Regions from separate parts of the Homo sapiens genome. Here region 2 is linked to region 1. The links are chromatin contacts, found by Hi-C in ENCODE. All regions are on one chromosome and are shown on one strand. Each heading gives the region's core, a stretch centred on a gene start or an enhancer-like site at or near the end of the contact. The rest is flanking DNA. Distances are from core to core; before and after follow the strand shown. Region 1 holds the start of MRPL14 (mitochondrial ribosomal protein L14). Region 2 holds the start of ENPP4 (ectonucleotide pyrophosphatase/phosphodiesterase 4).

Region 1 (6,793 bases), core at 1,489-3,988:
CACTTTGCAGAGTTATCTGCAAACAAGAGCCACTTCCACCAGGGAGCCGGAGGCAGTCAGTTACCACACTGGAGAAATGCCATACCCTATTTCTACCTGCTTGCCTTTCCTCTTGCTTGTAGCTTCCCTCCACTCAGGCCTTGGGTTTGTGATTTCAGGTTCTGAGGCAGGCATAGGGGACAGGCACCATAGTCTGGTGGTTAAAAGCACAGACTCTAGGATGTGACAGACCAGGCTTCTAACCTGGGAAAATTACTTAGTCACCCTGGGCCTCAGTTTCTTCATTTGTAAAATGGGACAATAATCCAGTTGTGTTGTTGTTCTGGGGATTAAACAAGATGACTTATGTAAAGCTCTTAATATAGTTCAAGGCATATAATGGGCTCTAGGAATTAGTTATTGTTATTAATAAGGTATGGAATAAAAGGGGTTGGTTTAGAGAAAGAAAATTGGTAAAAACAAAAATAAGATAAAAACACAGAATGTAACATGATAGAAATATAACAGAGCCCCTCAGTCAGGTTGGGCTTCTTATTTAGACCTAAGGGTTTACACTGTGTTAGGGACTCTGCCACTGAGTGACAGGGAATATTCTCACTCTTTGAACATACCCCATCCATCTGTGGTAGCCTGGGAGGTGGAGGCATGGGAGAGTTATGGGTCAGAAGTTCAGAGATGATAACCCATTATTGATCAATTACCAGGAAGGATGCCAAGCTCTTTACTTCTGTTACCTTGTTTGATTCCCATGATAAAACTTGTAAGGAGGTGGTAGTAACCACACTTTTTTTCTTTTTCTTTTCTTTCTTTTTTTTTTTTTTTTTGAGACAGTCTTGCTCTGTCACCCAGGCTGGAGTGAAGTGCCACAATCTCGGCTCACTGCAACCTCCGCCTCCCAGGTTTAAGCCATTCTCCTGCCTCAGCCTCCTGAGTAGCTGGGATTACAGGTGTGTGCCACCATGCCCGGCTAATTTTTGTATTTTTAGTAGCGATGGGGTTTCACCATGTTGGCCAGGCTGGTCTCGAACTCCTGACCTCAAGTGATCTGTCCGCCTCAGTCTCCCAAAGTGCTGGAATTATAGGCATAAACACTTTTTAATGAAAACTGAGGTTCAGACAGGTTAAGTAACTTGTCAAGGTCACACAGCTGAAGAATAGTAGAGCTAGAATTTGAACGCAGGTCTCTAAGACTCTGCTATACTTGGAGAGAACTTGAATGATGTCCAAGGGGGTTCTTAGTTACCCACTGCCTGCCTTCTGCCTTGCCATGTCCCCATCCACCCACAGGCCAAGACTGCACTGAGTGAGCCAACAGCAGGCCCCAGCATGTGCCACCTGGGGCATGCCAAGGCCTGGACCCTCTGGTGCCCTGGAGGACAATCACGCTGCCAGCACACCCCCACTTGAAGCCTGGCTGACACTCCCACTCCCCACCTCACCCTGGCCTGGGAGGCAGGATGGGCCCCTCTTCAGCAGGTGTTGGGCACAGCCTCATTGCTCCCCGGCTGCTGCAGACTGGTAATGGGTAGGCAAGCCCCAGCCCCCCAGGGCGGTGGAGTGCTCAGGCTTGCCCCGAGCGGCCAGACCTCTGCCCAGGGGACCCAGGCAGGGGGCAGCACAGCGCCCCAAGGGCAGCCAGCCCCTCTGACCTCTCCTCCCCACTTCCCAAGCGTCCTTTCCTTTTCTGGGGAACAAGGTGCCAAGCTTTGGGACTGTCCGCCTTAGGCGGTCAAGACAGCCAGGAGGGACAAAGCGGCGCCCCCTCCCCACAACAGGGCCTTTGCCCCACTCTCGGTTTCGCGTCTGAATCTTTTCCCCACCGCACCCTCCAACGCAGGCCCGGGCGGCTCATGAATGAACTGCACTGTGTGGGGCGCAAGGAGAGGACACGCTCCCGGGGCCGGCCGCCTCTCCAGCCCGCCGACCAGTCAGTCCCCAGAGCCGGGGGCAGCGGCCGGCCTCGTGCCAGCACCTGCGAACCCTGCCCTTGCCCGAGCCCGAGCCCTTACCCCGGACCGGCTTCGGGTGTACTCGCCCCCGGGAGCAGCAGAAAAAATAAAAGGCACAGAAGGCATCGGACTTGGCGACCCCGGGGTCCAAAACTCGGGGGCGGGGGCGGCTAGTTCCCCAAACGGCGGCGGACAGGCGGGGCGCAGCTGGCACCCCCGAGGGTCGCGCAGGGGACGCGCACCTGCACCGGGCAGGTGGGAGAAGAGTGGCACTCGGGGGCCGGGGGCGGGGGTCCCACCCTTTGGGATCTCCCCGGGGCTGGGGAGAGCCGGCGGCGCGTATCTGGACCTCCGGCAGGGGTTGGAGGACTCACATTTGGCTCGGGATGGTGCGGGGTTGGGGGCAGCGCGCGCCACCCCTGGGTCCCGCGGGCCCGGGCACCTCTGGGTCCCGCAGGAGGTTGAAGGGAGGGGACGCGCAGCTGAGTCCAGGTTTTTTCTTTGGGTGGTGGTGGGATCTTCGAAGAAAAGAGCGAGGGCTGGGTAGGGGTCGCGTACTCACCCCCAGGCGCAGACTCGGCTCCGGCTCGGAGCCCCGGGTTGGGGCGGGGCGGGGCTGGGGGAGGGGGAGGGGGAGTCGCTGGGCGGCTCGAGCTCCGGGCTCCTGCGGCGGCCGCGGCAGTGTATGGGGGAGGGGGAGCGGGGGGAGGGAGGGGGAGGGGGCGGAGCCCCGCAGGTCCCGCCCCGCACGCCGGCGCACGCAAGGTGCGCGCGCACTCTCAGATCGCGTCCGCCGGGCTGGGCCTGGCGCGCAGGCGCTAGGAAGAGGCCGCGTGGGGCGAAGGCGGCGCTTGGCTGGTGGGGCCCGCGGCGGGATTTTCCCGGGCGGCGAGAGCGGTATGGTGGGGGGCAGGGGTGGGCGTTAAGTCCTCATTCCCTCCTTCTCCTCTTCCTTTCTCTGCAGTAGGGGAGGCCCACTCCCCGGGGTGAGTGAGGAGAGGCCAGAGTGGGAGGCAGAGCGTCAGTGGGAGGGGTCCCGACGGGGAGGGGGGGGTCCCGACGGGGAGGGGGGTCCCGACGGGGAGGGGAGGCCCCTTACCCGGATCCTCCTCCCTTCCGCTCTCCGTGGGCTGCTTCTGCGACCCCCAAGTCCGTGGCCGGCGCTCACCTGCTTTCCCCGGGTTGCGGCGTCGACTTGGGGAGGGCGGGCTGCGTTCAGCCGTCGCTGGTCACTCCGGAGCGTCTCCTCCGGCTTCTCCGCTTTCCGCGCTCCCCTCCCCTTTCCCAACTTAGGTCTGGAGATGAGTTAGCCAGACGCCTCTGTGGTGTGAGGATTGAGTTTTTGCTTTCACTCTGTCAACGCTGATGAGTGCGCCCTCCCCCAGGCCAGGGGGTTCCCTGGTTTCTTATTTCACCAGAGACTGCATCTACCAGTGATTAAGACTGGAAAGATGAAGGGAGAGACTGAGACTCTTTCTATATATCACCCACACAAATAGATCATAAAGGCACAACGGGCACCAACCTGGTCATTTAATTTCTGGTTCCTGGAGGGGACAAAAAGGAAGTATTGCTTTCCACAGCCGACGATAAATGAACTTTGCCACCGTAAGAGACGGACGGGACTGAATTTATAAAGAGGTTAAAAGGGCATATGACAGACACCTCAGGCTACTTGGGAAACTCTGGGAGTTTGGGAGATAATTAACTCTCAGGGCTGGTGGTGGTGGGGAACTGCCACTGCTGAACAGAAGGACACTGCCCACCTGGGGGGTTTGGATCTTGTAGTTGGTCAGCGTCTCTGCTGTATGCTGGATTTTCAAGAGTTCATTAGTAGCTTGTGGAATGCAACTGTAAGGTTTGATTTATTGCAGTGTTTTTCAAACTGAATCCTATTGGTGAGTTGGAAATCAGTTTAGTAGATCACGGCCACTTGAAATAGAAAATATCAGAGGGTGTTGCACTTAGGGTATTGTTTCTTGACACTTCAGGTGTACACACACGTGTGAGTGTACTAGGAGGTGTTCTACAGTGTGTTTCTGTAGGTCGCAGTGAGAAAAATTTGAAAAGCGTTGTCTCCTGTGCCCTTCTATTTGCCCTCTTGCCTTTCTTTGCCTGAGTTTTCAGTCACTTAAAATTGTCTGAGGATGCAGTTAGCATGCCAGGAATATACAGTAAAGAACAAGGTGGATCTTCTTCACGGAGGTTACTGTGTGAGACGAAAGACAGTTCACTGTTCATCACTGGAAATACTGTACGTGCTACTGAAAAACAAGGATTTTATTGAGGTAAGAAGTTGGTTGGCTTAATTAGGAAGGGCAGTTTTTCAACTGTGAAAGAAAGGAAGATGGAGATGAAGCCCGTTTTTGGTAAAGTGCTTGGTGGGAAGGGTCTTTGTAGGTTTGGATTCTGGGAGTTGTGAAATTGGTGTAATCTGTTGCTTGTGTGGAACAATAAAATTCACTTTGAGGTCAAATAGTATTATAATGGATATCTGAAAAATGGAAGTGGAAGCCATAGTTGTCTGGTTTTTGGATTTCTGAGGATCACTAGAAGGCCTTTTTTTTTTTTTTTTTTTTTTTTTTTGAGACAGTCTCTCTTGCCCAGGCTGGGGAGATCTGGGTGCAGCAGTGCGATCTCAGCTCACTGCAGCTTCTCCTGGGATCTAGCAATTCTTATGCCTCAGCCTCCCGAGTAGCTGGGACTGCAGGCGCGAGCCACCACTCCTGGCTAATTTTTGTATTTTTAGTAGAGATAGGGTTTCACCATGTTGCCCAGGCTGGTCTCCAGCCCCTGACCTCAATCGATCTACGCAACTCAGCCTCTCAAAGTGCTGGGATTACAGGCGTGAGCCACCTTGTCCAGCCAGAAGGCATTTTTTATATGTTTTTATTTTTTACAAAAAGTATAGTTATGAATCTGAGCATGTGGATTCCTGAACTATTTCTGCCTGTGCCTAATTAGGGTCAGCACCTAATCCTCAAGGAGTGTGTGAGCCATCAAGTGACACTTTCCAGGGCAAGCATTTCAGAAAGCCTGACATGAGAATTAAGTGCCTTGTGGAATCCTTGAAGAACAGTGGCCAAAATATTTTATTATTGCTCCTGAATATTAAAGATAAAATGTTTCCCTTGGGGCGGGGTGGATAACAACAACAAAATTTCCCTGGAGTCCACTTTTCAGGTGGTTGGGCACTGAGCATGGTTATTTAGACTCTTCTTAGCTCCTAGTCTTCAGTGTTGCAAGAATTCTTTAAAACCTATTTTGCTCCATTTATGTCTTTGGGATTATCATGCCTGGGCACACCTAAGGTGGATTTTCCTACTGTCAGGTTACTTGGATAGTTCTTAGGGCTGTAGGGGGGGTCTCGAAAAGCAGGTTATGGTTTAGCCTTCTATTTTATAGGCTCATGGTTTGTCTGGGTTGTAGCTTACCCTGGTGTGATTTTACATGTGTATTTACAGTGACAACTAGTATGCAAGAGAAGACTGCAGTTCAGATCTCAGAAATGTTGTTCTGGGTCAGGTAATATGCTGAATATTTAAAAAGGTCATAGTAAAGTAGCTTACCATTCACCAGTGAAACCACTCAGAGTAGGAGAGCCCTCTGTTAAAAACTCAAAAAATCTTTTATGTCTTAGAAAAGAGAGGAAGTAATTTACCATGTCCACTCTAAACTGAAAACACTTTCAGGGCTATGATCTTAAAGAGGCACCTATGGTGCTGCCCTGAGAATCAGGGAACGAGCTTGCTCTTCCTGGCCAGGATCTGGTAAACAAACTATCCTGCAGATCTAGTCTGTACTGGATAATTCAGAGAAGGATTGTCCACATTAAAATGATCCCTTACATGAGTGAAGCTAAAGCACTTCCATTTCCAGACCTCTTTGCTTTTCCCAATATGATCTCTGCTTGACAGAGAGTCGTTGAGACCCAGACAGGTGATTCCAGGGCCACAGACTTGGTGTGAGAGAAGGGGAGGATGGAGTGAAAGAGATATATGCTTTCCATCAGCAGCACCCTCCCACCCCCATTCTTTAACTTTTTCACACTACTCTCCTGCCTATCTGACATCTTAATAAACCTGGAGCCCACCTAAACCTGGCCCAATGGAGGTACTAATAGGAAGGGAATTATGTATATGATTCAGTAGAATTTTACTTTGACTTGTGCAGTTTTTCCTGAGTTTGACCAGATGAAGAATATTACAAATTTATATCTGGATTATAGATGTTTGTACACTTGTGAGGTAGGGATGGGAGGGGGAGCAAAACTGGAGTAGATAAAATATACAAATCTACACATTGAAAAACCATCTTGAATAATTGAGAATTGTCAGATCTATCTAAGTACTACTGCTTACTTTTTTTTTGAGGCAGGGTCTCGCTCTGTCACCCAGGCTGTAGTGTTGTGCTGAAATTATGGCTCACTGCAATCCCCAACCCCTGAGCTCCAGTGTTCCTCCTCCCTCAGCCTCCCAAAGTGGTGTAATTACAGGTGTGAACCACCACGCCCTAATTTAAATACTTTTGCAACAAGGTGGGGCATAAGTTATATAAACAAATATAGGACAAGAACCCTAGACATGTTTTCCCTTTGTGAAATGGGGTTGAGAAATGGGGTTTTCTAAGTGGTAGCTGTGGTGGAAACAGCTGATCATGCTATTGAGGGATACTTTACTTATTGATAGTGCTGCTGTGAGAACTCACACCTTGGCAGACCACTCAAAATCAGCTTTAGCTTTGGTCCGAGGCTGTCCTGAGTGTAGTGCAGATATTTATTGAAGAGATGGCTTTTTGTTTCCTGAGTTTTTTGAAGATTATGTTGCAGCCTTGCCAAAGGAGAA
Region 2 (7,044 bases), core at 895-3,394, 2.0 Mb before region 1:
AAAGAAACTACCATCAGAGTGAACAGGCAACCTACAAAATGGGAGAAAATTTTCACAATCTACTCATCTGAAAAAGGGCTAATATCCAGAATCTACAATGAATTCAAACAAATTTACAAGAAAAAAACAACCCCATCAAAAAGTGGGCGAAGGACATGAACAGACACTTCTCAAAAGAAGACATTTATGCAGCCAAAAAACACATGAAAAAATGCTCACCATCACTGGCCATCAGAGAAGTGCAAATCAAAACCACAATGAGATATCATCTCACACCAGTTAGAATGGCAATCATTAAAAAGTCAGGACACAACAGGTGCTGGAGAGGATGTGGAGAAATAGGAACACTTTTACACTGTTGGTGGGACTGTAAACTAGTTCAACCATTGTGGAAGTCAGTGTGGCGATTCCTCAGGGATCTAGAACTAGAAATACCATTTGACCCAGCCATCCCATTACTGGGTATATACCCAAAGGACTATAAATCATGCTGCTATAAAGACACATGCACACATATGTTCATTGCAGCATTATTCACAATAGCAAAGACTTGGAACCAAGCCAAATGTCCAACAATGATAGACTGGATTAAGAAAATGTGGCACATATACACCATGGAATACTATGCAGCCATAAAAAATGATGAGTTCATGTCCTTTGTAGGGACATGGATGAAATTGGAAATCCATTCTCAGTAAACTATCGCAAGAACAAAAAACCAAACACTGCATATTCTCACTCATAGGTGGGAATTGAACAATGAGAACACATGGACACAGGAAGGGGAACATCACACTCTGGGGACTGTTGTGGGGTGGGGGGAAGGGGGAGGGATGGCATTGGGAGATATACCTAATGCTAGATGATGGGTTAGTGGGTGCAGCGCACCAGCATGGCACATATATACATATGTAACTAACCTGCACATTGTGCACATGTACCCTAAAACTTAAGGTATAATAATAATAATTAATAAATAAATAAATCTAAGACCTGAGACCATAAAAAAAAATGTCTTCCAAATTATATCCTGTAACTAATTTAAGTGGAGGTGGGGGGAAGACGCACAAGTGCAGCAGGCCTCTTAATTTCCTTAAAACAGATTGAAACAATCTCTGAGGGGAAAAAAGAAGAAATAGAAGCTCATAATACTGAAACCAGCAGTTGATATTTCACAGTAGTTGGCAAATCTTCCTTCAGACTTGGGTCCACAAGATTGCCTGATTAAGCAAAGCCCTTCTGGAGTCAGATCTGGTGTAAACCTGAATCTGCCTGTCACTAGTTGTACAATCTTGGTTGGACGCGTCCCTTCACTTCTCTGAGCCTGACTTTCGTCATCTGTAAAATGGGAATGCTATGATCTCATAGGGTGGTTGTGACAAGAAAAGGAAGCATTGTTTTTAAGTCCTTACGTGCTTTTAATCCAGCCCTTTAAAAAGGCACTTAAATGTACCTTTTATTGTTTGGTTGGCTTGTTTTCCAGGAAATTAGTTCTTAAATATCATTATCTATAATTAACATAAACTCTAATCTAATATTCAGACAGACGGATGTCGATGCCATGGGTGGTTCTCCTTTAAAACCAAAAGCCTGGCGACCCCGCCCCAGCTCCCCTCAATTTTACCCCAGACCCACCTTAGGTTCCTCCACTACCGTTCGGCTGACTTCCCTCCCTTCACACTTAACACCACAGGTTGCCTTCCCCAGCACCTGCTAATTTTTCTTTCCTCTTCCCTTCCTGGCCTCCGCCTCGGCCCGCCACCTCCCTGGCTCTTTGAGTCCCTTCGTGGACGTCCCCGCCGCGCCCCAGGGGATGTGCGTGTAGTGGGGGAGAGTGGGTCATAGGGTCTGGTCTCACCATCTCTATTTTCAAAGCCCCTAGGGGACTGGAGAGGGGGTGACATTGCCCCCCAGAACGCCGAGCGCGCGAGGCGCGTACTCACCAGCCGCCGCGGTCGCTTCTTTCCAATGCGCGGAACTCGGCGCTCGCGGCACCTGGCACTCGTGGGAAGTTGCGGGGAAGGGGGACCTGGAGGAAGAGGGGCGATGCCGAGCTCTTCCTGAGGCGCCTGCGCAGTGGCAGGCGCCGCGCCGCGGGGCACAGCCCCAACGTCCCTATCTGCGCCGCTCGGGGCGCTCCGAGTGTGCGCAGCTGCCAGGCGAGCGTCTAAGGCGCCAGCTCAGGGCTGGCTGGGACCGGGCAGCAGAGTCTGAAACACGTCCTTGGATTGGATGCTAGAACCAGCGTTGAATGTAACTTTCTTTCCGATTGGTTAGACAGGTGCTTGGAGGGGTTGTATCGGACCTAAGAGTAGAGGTTGATTCCACTCTCCCACCACGCACTTTTCGTATCATCCTAGATCTGGATGCCCTTCATGGAACCTAAAAACCAGCGAGTCCCGGAAAGGCCTCAGGCAATTGCCAAGCCGATGGCCTTCTGCCACTTAGTTAATGTGCACCTGGCAGCTTAGGTGGCCGCGGAGAAAGCAACTTTGGCTGCACCAAGGTCCGGCACAAGTCTGGAGAAGCTTCAGCCAGTTCCAGTGAGTTGGGATAAATGAAACGTGGATCTACCATAGACGTCTGTCCGTCTTACTGGATAAGCGAGCACCTTTACCGGGGAAGTTAGGTAATAGTTTACAAGTAAGGTTAAAAGCAGCACAGTGCCTGCGGCAGGGAACCAGTAATGAGTTACAGCTGAGAAATGGGTGCTTACTTTGACAGACGCGTATGTGGGATTGTGCTCCTGCTTTTAATTGGAAGGTTATTTAATAGAATAATGTAACTAAACTTTCCAACATAAAGAGCAGTTACCAAACAGAAGTAGAATTATTCGCTAACAGTTGGGTTGTCCAGGCACACTTGGCAGTGAGAGGATAGCATCTTTTTTCTTTTTATCTGTAGTGCCAAACAGAACTTGGTATAGAAGTACTTGCTAAATCACTATTGAATTTAATTGTCCCGCTTGTTAAAATGCAGGCTCCAGAAGGTATTTTCTTTCTTGTTCACTACTGTATCTCCAGCTCAAATAAAAAGTACAAATAAATTAAGAATATTAATCACATGTGATATCCTCAAGTGTTAAGTATTTAATAGCTGTAAATCCAGTACCTGGATTAGTAAACTGCAGTACTGGACCTTAGATAACAAATTCTGACGTTGGTCCCCTTGGTCTGAACCTTACAGTATAGCTATTACCAACAATCTGGAAGCAGCCATGGAGATGATTTGGCAATAGATGTATTCCGTTGATTATTAGTTTGTGCCTTGATAAATTAATTCCAGTTTTAAGTCTCAGGTTGGCCTGTGCATTGGTGAATATGGGCATCTTAGATCCATGGGCTTTCAGAGCTGGAGGGGATGGTAGTGGGTCTGTAGCTGAATCCCTAGAACCTGCAGACCCTAGAACCTGGTTTGAATACTCACTCTGTCACTCACCAGCAGAGCAATCATGGGCCAGTGTCTCAACCTATTTGAGCTTTCATTTCCTCATCTGCAAAACGCGTCTTGTTACAATACCAACCTCTTACTATCAAATGAATGAGGAAAGCGAGTAGAGTATTCAGCACAGTATCTGACACATGTTGTTTTGGGGATTATTATCATTATGACCAAAAAAGTACCCCAATTTGAACAATAGTCAGGGTAAGGCCAAGTTTTGGGGGAATTTAGGTAATGTCCAATGACATAACATTTAAGATTAGCAGAACTTAAATTTTGTGGCATTTGGGGGTATTGTGCATATCCTGTTTGTTCATTCAGTAGGTGCATATGTATGCTTAAAGGGTGGACAAAACTGAATGCCATCTAGGTCAGATGTGTGGTGAAGATAGCAGCTGGATGGGCATCAGGAGAGGACTCTCTTTATCCACTGCTACTGCCTGTGTGGCTGGGTTAAATTAGGGAGTCTCATGCCACCTGGGCTCTTGCTCTGTAAGATAAAGTGGTCAGGAACAGAGGGACAAAATGACACATAAGGACCTTTGGCCCTAAACTTTTGTTATCCTCTATATATTTACCATTTCAACCACAACCAAAATCCTGTTATAGTAAGGATATTTATCGTCTTGTGGAACAAGAAGTCCAGAGGTAAGGCAGACTTCAGGACTGGTTGAGTTAGCAACTCAACGATTTCATAATGTACTCAGTTCTTTGCAGCTTTACACTTGGCTTTTAACAGAGTAGACTTCTGGTTCCTTTAGTGGTAAATATAACTACCAGCAGCAACAGGAACCATGTAATTCATTTTTCACTTCCACTGGGTGATAGAAATGACGTCTAGATTTCTTCTGTCTCTTAGAAGTCTTCAGCAACTGTCTCCTTTAATCACTTTGGACAGAATTGTGTCACATATCCAAATCTAAGCCAGCAAAGGATATGGTTACCTGTAGACCAATGCAGTCCACATCTTAAACTGAGGTCTCACCCAAACTTTACTTTTTTTCTCAATGGAAATGAGTTGGAATGGGTGCTGGGAAGCCGGCCACAAAGTTCACTATAGTTTCATTGTAGAACTTTAATGATAATAAAAGAAAACATAATAGTAACATAAATTTCTTATTTACAATGTGATTTTTAGGCATAAGTGTTGTTTTATTTAGGTAGGCAAAATAATATTCATTTATAATGTTCTTTCAGCTCAGCTTTTGCAAAGGGAATTTTATATAAATTTTGGAAATATAGAGAGCCTTTAAACCCATTTTATGTTAGAGATTGAAATGAATTAGAGGCAATAGTCTAAACTTATTATTTACAAATGAATATACCCCACAGAGAAATGACTGAGCAAACATACAGTTAGATAGAAGAAATATATTCTAATGTTTGATAGGAGAGTAGGGTGACTATAGTTAAATGTATTTTATATTTCAAAATAGCTAGAAGACAGGACTTGAAATGTTCCCATCACATAGAAATGATAAATACTCGAGGTAATGGATACCCTAAATACCCTGACTGGATTGTTACACGTTCAATGCATGTAACAAAATATCACATCTGCCCTATAAATGTATAGAAATATTATTTATCAATACACAAAAACTAAGTACAACTAGAGCATTTGCCTCTATGGGGCAATGTCAGATTTGGAAGCAGCATGTCAAAGGCAGTTTCTTTTTCTCCCATGAACTACGCTCAAGACTGAACATTTATTCATTAACACAAAATATTTTAAAAATCTTATCCTGTTTTCAAAATTTAAGACATAGCTCTCTATACAATTATTTCTCTTTTATACTCCTAATTGTGATGTATAACTCATTGCTGGCCAGGAGAAGGTCAGAAGTTAGAAGTTACAGGAAGAAGGTTTCAGAGCAAAAGCCACACGCTTCCCAAAGAAAAACAATTCCTGTCCACTGCTCAGTTCTAATTAAACAACAACACAACTGAAACTAAATAATTGAATGTCAAGGAGAGTATTTAAGGTTCACTTTTTAATATAAATTAGATGTTTAAGTAATACAGATTTTATCTTAAATATAACAGGGGAAAAGGACCTTATGAATCATTGCATTTTAGTGATTTTGAAAGTTCCTTTGGTGAAAACTTTTCACCTACTCCATTTTCAGTAAGATTATATTGGAATAATCTCAATCAAGTTAAGATTGTAAAATATTTTTAAGTGCTCCTTTAAAAAATGATTCTGTATTAACCACCATGAACTATTGTGTTAGACCTTCACTCTAAAGGAATTTTTTCAAATATTTAATAAAGCTGTGAAAGAATCAGTATAAATTCTTTTGAGGCTTTCCTATGTGGAGAGCAATGTGCTCAATTTTTCAAAAGATACAAAAATAAGTAAGATTAATTCCTTGCCCTCAAGGTGCCTCTAATCTAAGAAAATGAATGGAGAGGACATTACTCTCTTGCTTTTGCCTGCCCAGCATTCATTCCTCCTCCTTCTGGCAATTCCTCCAAGAGACAAACCCACCTTCATTCTTTGACTATGGGAGTCAGATGGGGCTGACTGTTAATTCCCCTCATCCACGGGGCAGACTCCTAAGGTGCCAGCTATCTTGGTTTGTCCCAAATGGAAGAGGTTCCTGGGACATGGGATTTTTAATCCTAAAATCAGAAAAGCAACAAGCAAATCGGGGTGAGTTGGTCACCCTAAGCCTGACTCAAACTTGGCCTTTTGGAGCCAATTTTACTCCATTAACCACATGAATTAGTTCAGTGATGGGGACATGCCTCAGTCCAGGCCATAAAGACTCAATTCTGAAACTTTTGTTGAAATAATTGGGAAAGAGTCCCTGTTTCAGCAACAATTGCTAAATAGGTAGAGTATAAGCTTACCTATTTGGCAATTGTTGATAATCTACCTATTTAGCAATCACTGAAGCTGCTGGTGGCCATCATTGTCACTGTAAAGGGAAAGTCTACCTGAGAAGAAAGCAAAGCCAAGAGCTGGAGTCCAACACGTGATGACATTGAGCACGTGGGTCCAAGTTAACCTGAAGCTCCATCCTTGGACTTTTCACTTTACATGACTCAGTAAATTATCTTTTTGCTTAAACTATTTTTTTAACTTTTTAAAAATATATATATATATTTTAATTATACTTTAAGTTCTAAGGTACATGTGCACAACGTGCAAGTTTGTTACATATGTATACATGTGCCATGTTGGTGTGCTACACCCATTAACTCGTCATTTACATTATGTATATCTCCTAATGCTATCCCTCCCCTCTCCTCCCACCCCACAACAGGCCCTGGTGTGTGATGTTCCCCTTCCTGGGTCCAAGTGTTCTCATTGTTCAATTCCCACCTATGAGTGAGAACATGCGGTGTTTGGTTTTTTGTCCTTGCGATAGTTTGCTGAGAATGATGGTTTCCAGCTTCATCCATGTCCCTACAAAGGACATGAACTCATTATTTTTATGGCTGCATAGTATTCTGTGGTGTATATGTGCCACATTTTCTTAATCCAGTCTATCATTGTTGGACATTTGGGTTGGATCCAAGTCTTTGCTATTGTGAGTAGTGCTGCAATAAACATATGTGTGCTTTTGTCTTTATAGCAACATGATTTATAATCCT

Evidence for each region. A loop is a pair of places that touch in the nucleus more often than their neighbours do. Pooled maps may share reads with other maps.
Region 2: a loop to region 1 is called in a map of naive thymus-derived CD4-positive, alpha-beta T cell, with 20 times the contacts of the local background. The contact joins the promoter of ENPP4 here to the promoter of MRPL14 in region 1. A Hi-C loop is called at or near these places in 1 of 168 maps with a recorded cell type or tissue (naive thymus-derived CD4-positive, alpha-beta T cell), 1 of 37 single-sample maps with no recorded cell type and 6 of 50 pooled maps.

Annotation. Positions count from the first base shown.
Region 1 is chr6:44,123,397-44,130,189 of GRCh38, reverse strand. It overlaps MRPL14 (mitochondrial ribosomal protein L14), which reads left to right and starts at 2,738. Exons shown (of 3, transcript NM_032111.4): 1 at 2,738-2,846. TMEM63B (transmembrane protein 63B) reads right to left here and starts at 2,636. Exons shown (of 24, transcript NM_018426.3): 1 at 2,512-2,636. RefSeq lists silencers at 1,956-2,115, 2,296-2,405, 2,446-2,845, 2,866-2,915, 2,946-3,005.
Region 2 is chr6:46,125,089-46,132,132 of GRCh38, reverse strand. ENPP4 (ectonucleotide pyrophosphatase/phosphodiesterase 4) reads right to left here and starts at 2,144. Exons shown (of 4, transcript NM_014936.5): 1 at 1,944-2,144. It also overlaps a transcript of CLIC5 not described here.